2 separate regions of the Homo sapiens genome follow, and region 2 is linked to region 1. A link is an interaction called in ENCODE POLR2A ChIA-PET data of the cell type or tissue named here. Cell type or tissue: Panc1. All regions are shown on one strand. Links, peaks and the distances in the headings refer to the core of each region. The heading gives the core; the rest is flanking DNA. Region 1 has its middle 120 kb from the start of LINC02563. Region 2 has its middle 38 kb from the start of AXIN2.

Region 1 (5,380 bases), core at 313-5,312:
TTGTTCTAAGCATGTCACTCATTTGTTACCGTTAACCTCTTCCTACCCCATGAAATAAACGATATTATTGTCCTTATTATATGGGTAGGAAACTGAGGAAAGGGAGTGACTTGCCCAGAGCCTCCTGGTGATGATTGCTTTAGCTGTCCATAATCTTTGCCCCCTACTTTTGGGAAAGCAGCCCCATTTCTTTGTGGCAGATTATTTCTCTCATCGAGGCCAATGTGTGGCCACATGACATAAACCAGGCCAATCCTAGGATGTGACTCTTGAGCTGAGTCACCTAAAGACACAGTGGTTGCAGCAAATTCTTTCCAACAGAGGCATTTTCATAACTGCCTGCTACTTCTCTCCACCCACTGCATTCCCACTGCAAGAGTGGCCCTGGTTCCAGCCCATTTTCCAAGTCAGAGAGTTTCTGTTGTTATGTGTGAGGAACTTTGTATCAGGTTACAGCCTCCACCTGAGATAAGGTAGACAGCAGGAGTAAGGGGAGCAGATCAGACTTCCTGAATTCCAAAATACCTGCCATAGTCAAATACAGCAGATTTGGAGGGTGTATTAGTCTGTTTTCACACTGCTATAAAGAAATGCCTGAGACTGGAAAATTTATAAAGCAAAGAGGTTTAATTGACTCACAGTTCCCCATGGCTGGGGAGGCCTCAGGAAACTTACAATCGTGGCAGATGGGGAAGCAGGCACATCTTACAAGGTGGCAGGTGAGAGAGTGTGTGAAGGAGGAACTGTCCAACACTTATAAAACCATGATAACTCACTCATTTTCATGAGAACAGCATGGGGGAAACTGCCCCCATGATACAATCACCAGGTCTCTCCCTCTACACGTGGGTTGTTGACACAATGGTGATTACGATTTGAGATGAGATTTGGATGGGGACATAGAGCTAGACCATATCAGAGGGTCACATTCCCTGGTTATAATTCTGCTCCCCTCATCTGGGCACAGATAGCCAAGAGTGGACCACATGATAATACACACACTTTCTCATCCCCCTTGAACAAGCAGGGGAAGGAGTGACAAGCAAGAAGGCCTTAAAGACAAGCCTCTAAACTTGCTGTTGCAATGGCATCCGATAGAAGTTCCCCAATCTGGCAAATCTTACAGGCTTTTCTTTTCCAAGAGGTCCCTTAGGGCCCTGAGTTGCCCTCATGACTCTCACCACCCTGCATGGTGATGATGTCATTTACCTGTCTGTCTTCCCCAAAGCCCTATTGAGACTCTTCTTATTTGTTTTATGTCCTCAGTGCCTACAGAGTGTCTGATATGGTATCCATGCTCCCACATTGTACATAGGTGAGTGAGCAAATAATTCTAGAAAGAAGATACGCTGCTTGCCTAGATGATAGATTTCTACCCCACCCGGAATAATCTTCAGTGGCTAGATGCTTGAGCCTGCCTGGCTTTGCTTGATGTTCAGAGCAGCATGTCCCAGAGAGTTCAGGTCATTCTGACATCCCAGCATTTTCCCATGCTAGGCAAAGCTGCAAGCAGGGGCAAGCCACTGCTCATGGTTAAGTGTTCGTGCTGTCTTCCTACTTCTGTGTATATTATGCACAGAAATGCATTATTTTAATTTGTACCCAAACCTCCCTACCCACTTCACATCTATATCCCAAACATGTATCCCTTAGGTCCAGGAGGCTGGCAGCATGGTGGCCTCAAATGCATAGCATTACAACTAATTTTAAGAAAAAAATCCAGAAAACAAAATCAAAAAAAGGCTACCTTTGTCTATTGCTACTCTTCGGGGTTGGATTCACCAATAATAAAATGAGGAATAATCATCCTTCAGATTGTCTCTTTCCTTCTCAGACCTGCTAAACACAAGCTACAGTAAGCTAAGGTCAATTTATTACTGAAGAAAGAAATTTTTAAATATTTAGTGTCGCCTAAGAGTACAGTGTTTATAAGTCTACAGTCATGTACAGTAACCTCCTAGGCCCTCACATTCACTCACCACTCACTGACACCCAGAGCAACTTTCGGTCCTGCCAGCTCCACTCATGGTAAATGTCCTATCCAAGTGTACCATTTTTAATCTTTCATACTGTATTTTTGTTGTACCTTTTGGATGTTTAGATATACAAATACTTACCATTGTGTTACTGTTGCCTACAGTATTCCATACAGTCTCATGTTACACAGATTTATAACTTAGGAGCCATACGCTATACCATATAGCTTCGGTGTGTGGTAGGCTATACCATCTACATTTGTGTGAGAGTACTCTATGATGCTTACATAATGAGGAAATCACCTAACGATGCATTTCTCATAATGTGTCATCATTGTTAAGTGGCACATGATGTCTCAATGTTGCTGGGAGGACTCAAGGAGCAAATAACTGTCAGGCGTATAGCGCTGTGGGAGACACTGTAAAGGCTCTGAATAATGACTGCTATGGTTGGATAGCAGCCCCCATGACTCCAGTCGGAGCTAAGTTAATTATTTCTCTGGCTCTGATTGCTTTGCCCATGAAATGAGAGAGGAAAGGGCTAGGCTCTGCACTTCAGCTGTACTGATCCCTCCATTCCCTGTGTGTATCTCATTCCTTCTCACCATTGGGACTTTGTGCTCATAGTTGGGGCACGGAATTAGTTAATATTAAATTACTTAGTTAGCATAGTTAGGATTAAATTCAGCTGCATAGAGAGAAAAATCTTTAAAGAAAAAAAACAACCAGTGTGTAAAATGATATAGGAGTTAATTTCTCTCCAGATAGGTAGTCTAAAGCTGATCTACCAGTTTCAAAACAATCAAGGACCTAAGCTCCTTCTATCTTGTTGTTGTACTATTCTCAACACATAGTTTCTACCTTGTGGCTAATATAGCTACTCAGTTTGGGCAATCATGTCTACGTTCAGCTAGCAGACAGTTGAAAAGTTAAGGCAAAAGGCACGTCGGCTCCTTATAAAGACATTTCCCGGAAGTTGCACGCAGACTTCCACCTATATCCTATTTGTCAGAATTTAATCACATGGCCTCACTTCCCTCAAAGGAGGCTGGGAAATATCGTTTTCATTCTGAACAACCATATACACAACTAAAATTTGTTGAAAATGTGTCAAAAGTTTAGTTCAAACTGAAATATGTTAAAAATCCTCTAGTACCATCGAGGAAACAATAGGTATACCAAGTATTGAGGTATAGCTAGCAGTCTGTGATACAGTATCCTCTTACCTTCCCCTCCTTCTCCTAGTAAACTCCCATTCATGAATTAGGTGAACAATTACTTTCACAAGGAAGTATTATTTCCATCCTAAAAGCCTATTCATTTCCTTTACAACATTTATTTTAGGTTGTAGTTACACATTTTAGTGGGATTATTTGATTAGCCCCTCTTTTTCTTCCTAAAGTATAAACACAATGAGAAGAAGGGTATTGTCTGATTTTATACACTCACTTTATCCCCAGTGCCTAGCATAGAATCTAAAATGTAGTAAACACTTAGTTAATAATGGAGTGAAATAATTGTACATTGTAAGGATCCTACTAGCTCTCACTTAACCATGGCCCTGTGATGTTTCTTACATTAGTTAGAGTGCCTCATTTGGCACCTCTCTAAGTTAGCACTTGAATTTCTTCTTCACAGATACACACAGCCTCCCACAGGACTCACAGCTCATCCTCAAAACTTACTGTAAAGCTACAGTAATCAAGACAGTGTGATATTGGTATAAAGACAAACAGATCTACAGAACAGAATAGAGAGTCCATAAATAGACCCATGCATACCTGGAATCTAAACAACTGACTTTTAACAAAAGTGTAAACACACTTCAGTGGAGAGAGAAGAGTCTTCTCAACATATGGTGCTGGAACAATTGAGTATCGATAAAATGAATTGGACATACTGGAAAATATTGAACATGAATAAAAATGGACAATAAAAAGAAATAAAGTTGGTCATCAATAAAAGTGAACTTTGGACATCAAAAATGAATAAAGAAATGTTGAGCCATACTTTATATCATGTGAAAACAAATTAACTTTAAATGGATCATTGACCTAAATGCTAATACCTAAAACTATAAAGTGTCTGAATGGAACTGAACTTTTGTGACCTGAGGGTTAGGCAAAAGTTTCTTAGAAATGACACCAAAATCATAATTCATACAAGAACAAATTATTAAATTGGACTTCATCAAAATTTAAAACTTCTGCTCTTTAAAAAAGACTTAAGAGAATGAAAAGACAAACTACAGACTAAAATAAAATATTTGTAAAGCATATATCTAATAAAAGACTTATGTCTAGAATAGGCAAAGAATGCTCAAAATTCAATAATAAGAAAACAAAAACAAAAAACCTAATTAAAAATAGTCAAAAGATTTGAAAAGAAGCTTTATCAAAGAGGATATATGGATGGCAAATAAGCACATAAAAAGATCCTCAACATCAATTAATTTAAATTAAAAGCAGAGAGAGATACAACAACATACCTATTGGAATGTTTAAAATTGGAAATGTCTGACCATGTCAAGTATTGGCAAGGATGTGGAGGAACTGTAACTCTCATATACTTCTGATGGAAGTGTAAAATGTAAAATGTCACACTATGGTACCTTGGAAAGTAGTTTGCCCTTCCTTCCTTCCTTCTTTCCTTCCTTCCTTCCTTCCTTCCTTCCTTCCTTCCTTCCTTCCTTCCCTCCCTCCTTCCTTCCTTTCTTCTCTCTTTCTCTCTCTCTCTTTCGTTCTTTTCTTTTCTCTTTTCTTTCTTTCCTTGCGTGTCTCACTCTGTCACCCAGGCTGGAATGCAGTGGCAGACAAAGGCTTCCTGCAGCCTTGACCCTCTGGGCTCAATTGATCCTCCCACCTCAGCCTCCTGAGTAGCTGGGACTACAGGTGTGTGTCACCATGCCCAGCTATTTAAAAAAAATTTTTTAAATAGAGATGGGGTCTCATTACGTTGCCCAGGCTGATCTCAAACTCCTGGAGTCAAGCGATCCTCCCATCTTGGCCTCCCAAAGTGTTGGGATCACAGGCATGAGCCACCATGCTTGGCTTCCATTTTTTAAAAAAATTAAATACTTAGCTACCATGTCATCCTACCATTTTACTCCTAGGTATTTATTGAAAAGAAATGGCACCATATGTTCTGCATGGCTTTTGCATGAATGTCTACAGCAACTTTATTTGTTTTTTTAATTTTAATTTTAATTTATTTGTTTTTTTAATCATCCAGCCCAAAATGCCAAGCAACTTTATTTGTAATAGCCCAAAGCTGAAAACAACATAAATGTCCTTGAACTACATTTATGTAGTTCTCATAACTCATAATGAGTGGAATACTACTCAACAATAAAAAGAAATGGACCATTGATACACATTACAACATACCTACATTATGCGGAGTGA
Region 2 (5,380 bases), core at 217-5,216, 190 kb after region 1:
GTAAGTTTCTCCTGGAAGTGATGCTTAAAGTTTTGTTTTTTGAAAAGCTGTCCTTTTCTTTTTCTGTTAGGATGGAGAAAATGACAGCTGTGATAATTTCATCAGTCCAGAGATAGACAGCACTCTAGATCACTGTTATGGGTTGAATTGTGTCCACCCAAAAAGATATGGTGAGGTCCTAACTCCCGGTACCTCAGAATGTGGCCTGATTTGGAAATAAGGTCTTTGCAGATGTAATCAAGTTAAGATGAGGCCAGGCCTGGTGGCTCACACCTGTAATCCCAGCACTTTGGGAGGCCGTGGCAAGTGGATTACCTGAGGTCACGAGTTCGAGACCAGCCTGGCCAACGTGGTGAAATCCCATCTCTACTAAAAACACAATATTAGCTGGGCATGGTGGCACATGCCTATAATCCTAGCTACTCAGAAGGCTGAGGCAGGAGAATCGCTTGAACCCAGGAGGCGGAGGTTGCAGTGAGCCAAGGCAGCACCATTGCTCTCCAGCCTGGGCAACAAGAGTGAAACTCTGTCTAAAAAAAAAAAAAAGAAGAAGAAGAAGAGGAAGAGGAAGAAGAAGAAGAAGCCAGGTGCAGTCGCTCACACCTGTAATCCCAGCACTTTGGGAGGCTGAGGCAGGTGGATCGCCTGAGGTCAGGAGTTTGAGACCAGCCTGGTCAACATGGTGAAACCCTGTCCCTACTAAAAAGACAAAAAATTAGCTGGGCGTGGTGGCAGGCACCTGTAATCCCAACTACTAGGGAGGCTGAGGCAGGAGAATCACTTGAACCCGGGAGGCGGAGGTTGCAGTGAGCCAAGATCGTGCCATTGCACTCCAGCCTAGGCGAAAGAGAGAAACTCCATCTCAAAAAAAAAAAAAAAAAAAAAAAAGGAGGGAAATTTGATTTGATTTGGACACAGACATGTCCAGAGAGACAACTGTGTGGAGGGATGCAGGGAGAAGGCCACGTGAAGACTGGAGTTGTGCTGCCACAAGCCAACAAATGTTTGGGGCTACCAGAAGCTGAAAGAAGTAAGGAAGGCTTCTTCTCCCCGAGGTTTCAGAGGGACCATGGCCCTGTTGATACCTTGACCTCAGATTTCCAGCCTCCAGAACTGTGAGACAATATATTTCTGTTGTTCTAAGCCTTCCAATTTGTGGTACTTTGCTACAGCAGCCCTAGGAAATGAATACAGTATTTTAAACAGAAAGTAAATTAATACAGAGAACCTGGCACTTTGAATTTTGTTTAAAGAGTCGACAGAGGCCGGGCGCAATGGCTCATGCCTGTAATCCCAGCACTTTGGGAGGCTGAGGTGGGTGGATCACAAGGTCAGGAGATCGAGACCATCCTGGCTAACATGATGAAACCCCGTCTCTACTAAAAATACAAAAAATTAGCTGGGTATGGTGGCAGGTGCCTGTAGTCCCAGCTACTGGGGAGGCTGAGGCAGGAGAATGGCATGAACCTGGGTGGTGGAGCTTGCAGTGAGCCAAGATCACGCCACTGCACTCCAGCCTGGGCAACAGAGTGAGACTCCGTCTCAAAAAACAAACAAACAAACAAAATATATTTACTCCCTGTCTCATGGATAAATAAGTATGCAATTAAATAATCACAATTTCGTTACAAATTAGAATGCAGGGAAATGAATGAAGGAAGTTCTGCAATGGAGAGGATCAGACGGTCACACACATGGATCCCATAGTCAGAGAAGACCTCTGACATTCGAGACAAAACCTGAAGGCTAAAAGGAGACAAACGTAGGAAAGGGTAAAGGAGGGTGCGTGCCCAGCAGAGGGGCTGCATACACAAAGCTCCTGAGCAGCAGGTCACTTTAGGGCAGTGGACCCCAACCTTTTTGGCACCAGGGACTGGTTTCGTGGAAGACAATTTTTCCATGGACGAGGGCGGCGTGGGAGAGATGGTTTGGGGATGAAACTGTTCCACCTCAGATCATCAAAGCATTAGATTCTCATAAGGAGCACACAACCTAGATCCCTCGCATACGCAGTTCACACACAGTTTGCACTCCTGTGGCGATCTAATGTCACCGCTGATCTGACAGGAGGCAGAGCTCAGACAGTCATGCTCCCTAGCCCGCCGCTCACCTCCTACTGTGTAGCCTGGTTCCTAAAAGGCCACAGCCCAGTACAGGTCTGCAGCCCAGGGGCTGGGGACCCCTGGTTTAGGGGAACAAGAAGGTCAGCCTGGAGGGAGCACAGAGGATTTGTTTTCAAAACTAGGCATTGGATGAGGTGGAGGAGGCCCTGTTCAGGGGCCGTGGTTCTACCTGAGGCAGACCCTTCTAAAACACTCCCTACACACACGTCTCCTGAGCTGCCAGACCTAAGGTCCTATACCGATTCTCCCTGTTTGGGCCCAGAGACTGTACCAAGCAGGCGGCCTGCTCCCTGGGATAATTCTGGTAATAGACAACATTTATCAAAATGCCTTTCTTTTTTTTCTCCAAAAATTAGCCAGGTGTGCATCTGTAGTCCCAGCTACTCAGGAGGCTGAGGTGAGTTGGGAGGATCGCTTGAGCCCAGGAGGTTGAGGCTGCAATGAGCCATGATCATGCCACTGCACTCCAGCCTGGGAGATAGAGCAAAACTCTCAAAAAAAAAAAAAAAAAAAAAAAGCTTTTTTTTTTTTTTTTTTTTTTTTGCTGGTGGTGGTTGTTTGTGTTTGTTTTTAAACCAAGTCACCACTACCCACTTCCTGAGACAAATCATGGAGTAGAGTCTACTCATATCAGATTTCTAAGAAATACAGTTGAGAAAGTGAGATAATAACCACTAAGAAGGACGTAAAGCATTCTTTTGATCCTTCTGTGTAATTTGGGGTGTTTCTATACAACTACATTATCTACTAAAGGTAAAAAAAAAAAGGGAGAGGAACATTTTTCTAAACCCTAAAACAAAAACAACTTTACCTGATTATTCAAGTAGACTGTAATATTTTCTCGGGGGTAATTGCCAATTTCCTTCTTTTTGACAGCATGATGATGACCCTAAAATTTTCTAGAGTGGGGAGAATAAAATGGGATTTTCCCCCCAAAATCCAACATTTCAGACTCTTTCACACAAACTGCCATCCTGGCTGCGAGCCCATAGAGAATTTCCAAGTACTGTAAGGCCCTGGGCTTGATAAAGAAAAATTTACAGATGCTTTGTGGCCAAAGGCTGCCTCCAGCAGCAAGTCTGTTTCCAAATAAAGCAAGCTGCAAACCCACTCTCCCACTGCCTTGGGCAAGAGAGCAGACGGCAGCCCCCAGGTGGTACAGCAGGAAGGCTGTGAGGGTGGATTCCACACGAGGAGCAAATGGTAACAAGTGGGTGAGACCCTCACCCATGTCACTATCACAGCCACTCTAGACAGAGGACTCACGTATTATCCTCATTGAACAAACGAGGAAACCATGGCTCCCTACGCGGCCCAGCTGCGAGTGGACTCAAACCCAGGTCTGCCCGACCCACAGCCTGCTCTTGACCTCTGATCATCTGGTTAAGAATTAATCAGATAAATAAGGCAGCAACATAGGGAAAAGCCCAGGAAGTGAAGGCGAAGTTATGTGATTTGAAGCTAGAGATGAAAAACAGGAAGATCGGGGGGGATTAAGGCAACAGGACGCTGGTGTGCACATGAGTCCCCTGGAGAGGCGGGAAACACGCAGGTCCCGTCTAGCCAATGGAATGGGGTGAGCCTCTGCCTCTCTCAGGCTCCCACGTGAGTCCACTCCATGGTCCTCAGACCACACTAGCAAGAGCCTGGGGGAGGGAGGGAAAGGTTTCTGGAAGAGTTGGGTCTTAAATTATTTGGGGACAAGGAATAGAGAAGCTGACAGCCCAAGCCATGGGTTTTAGCATTTTCTCTGGAGGCACAAATCCCTTTAAGAATCACATAAAAAATATAGACCCTTGCCTCAGAGGAAGGCATGCGCAGGTGATACTGTGAACAGTTTCAAGGGCTCTCAACTCCCAGAAGCACATCCACATGGGATTAGGAGGCCCTAAGTGTTAATATGACAGAGAAGCACAAAAATGGGCCCCTCTTAGAACAGGCAGAAATATACAGTTCCAAAATATATAAGAGCTCCTACAATTCAATAACAAGAAATCTAATAGCCCAATCTTTTTTTTTTTAATTGGAGATGGAGTCTCACTGTGTTGCCCAGTCTGGTCTTGAGCTCCTGGGCTCAAGCGATCCCCCAACTTTGGCCCCCAAAGTGCTAGGATAACCCAATCTTTAAACGGGTTAAAGACTTTAATAGACATTTCTCGGCCGGGGGCGGTGGCTCATGCCTGTAATCCTAGCACAGGATTGAGAGGCCGAGGTGGGGGAATCACCTGAGGTCAGGAGTTCAAGACCAGCCTGGCCAACATGGTGAAACCCCGTCTCTACTAAAATACAAAAATTAGCCGGGCATGATGGCAGATGCCTGTAATCCCAGCTACTCAGGAGGCTGAGACAGGAGAATCGCTTGAACCTGGGAGACAGTGGTTGCAGTGAGCCAAGATCACACCAGTGGACTCCAGCCTGGGTGTCTGAGCAAGACTCCATCTCAAAAAAAAAAAAAAAAAAAAAAAAAAAAGACATTTCTCCAAAGACACACAAATGGCCAACATGTATTTGAAAAGATGCTCAGTGTCACTAACCATCAGGGAAATGCAAATCAAAATCATGATGAGGTATCATCTCATACCTATTAGGATGGCTATTATCACAAAAAAACGAGTGTTGATGAGGATGTGGAGAGATTGGAACTCTTGTATACTGTTGGTGGGAATGCAAAGTGGTGCAACCACTGTGGAAAACACTTCGGAGATTGCTCAAAACATTTAAAATAGAGCCGCCATATGATTCAGCAATTCCACTTCTGGGTATTTATCAAAAATCATTGAAATCAAGTTCTTGCCAGGTGTGGTGGCTCACGCCTGTAATCCCAGCACTTTGGGAGGCCAAGGCAGGTGAAATACTTGAGGCCAGGAGTTCAAGAACAGCCTGGCCAACATGGCAAAACCCCATCTCTACTAAAAATACAAAAAATTAGATGGGCATGGTGGCGGGCGCCTGTAATCCCAGCTACTCGGGAGGCTAAGGCAGGAGAATCACTTGACCCCAGGAGGTGGAGGTTGCAGTCCATTGCACTCCAGCCTAGGCGACAGAGTGAGACTCCATCTCAAAAAAAAAAAAAAATAGAGATGATCAAGGTCTTGAAGAGATATTGGCACTTCCTTTTTTATTGCAGCATTATTCACAATAGCCAAGATGTGGAAATGACCTAAGTGTCCATCGATGGATTCGTGGATAAAGAAAATGTAATATAAATACACAATGGAATACTATTCAGCCTTAAAAAAAAGAGTAAAATCCTGTCA

The links. ChIA-PET counts read pairs that join two places held together with the same protein. Peaks named below come from ENCODE experiments on the same cell type or tissue, not always from the same donor. Only the 100,000 strongest peaks of a DNase experiment are listed, where the experiment ranks them.
Region 2: POLR2A ChIA-PET joins it to region 1 with 11 read pairs; 5 of 35 experiments call an interaction of 5 or more read pairs at or near these places.

The regions. Positions count from the first base shown.
Region 1 is chr17:65,332,236-65,337,615 of GRCh38, forward strand. No RefSeq gene overlaps it. Among named protein-coding and RNA genes, the nearest start is that of LINC02563, 120 kb to the right of the region's middle. In Panc1, for the core only: no CTCF peak of the experiment used is centred there; a DNase peak (open chromatin) is centred at 2,323.
Region 2 is chr17:65,520,858-65,526,237 of GRCh38, forward strand. No RefSeq gene overlaps it. Among named protein-coding and RNA genes, the nearest start is that of AXIN2, 38 kb to the right of the region's middle. RefSeq lists an enhancer at 2,957-3,457. In Panc1, for the core only: no CTCF peak of the experiment used is centred there; no DNase peak of the experiment used is centred there.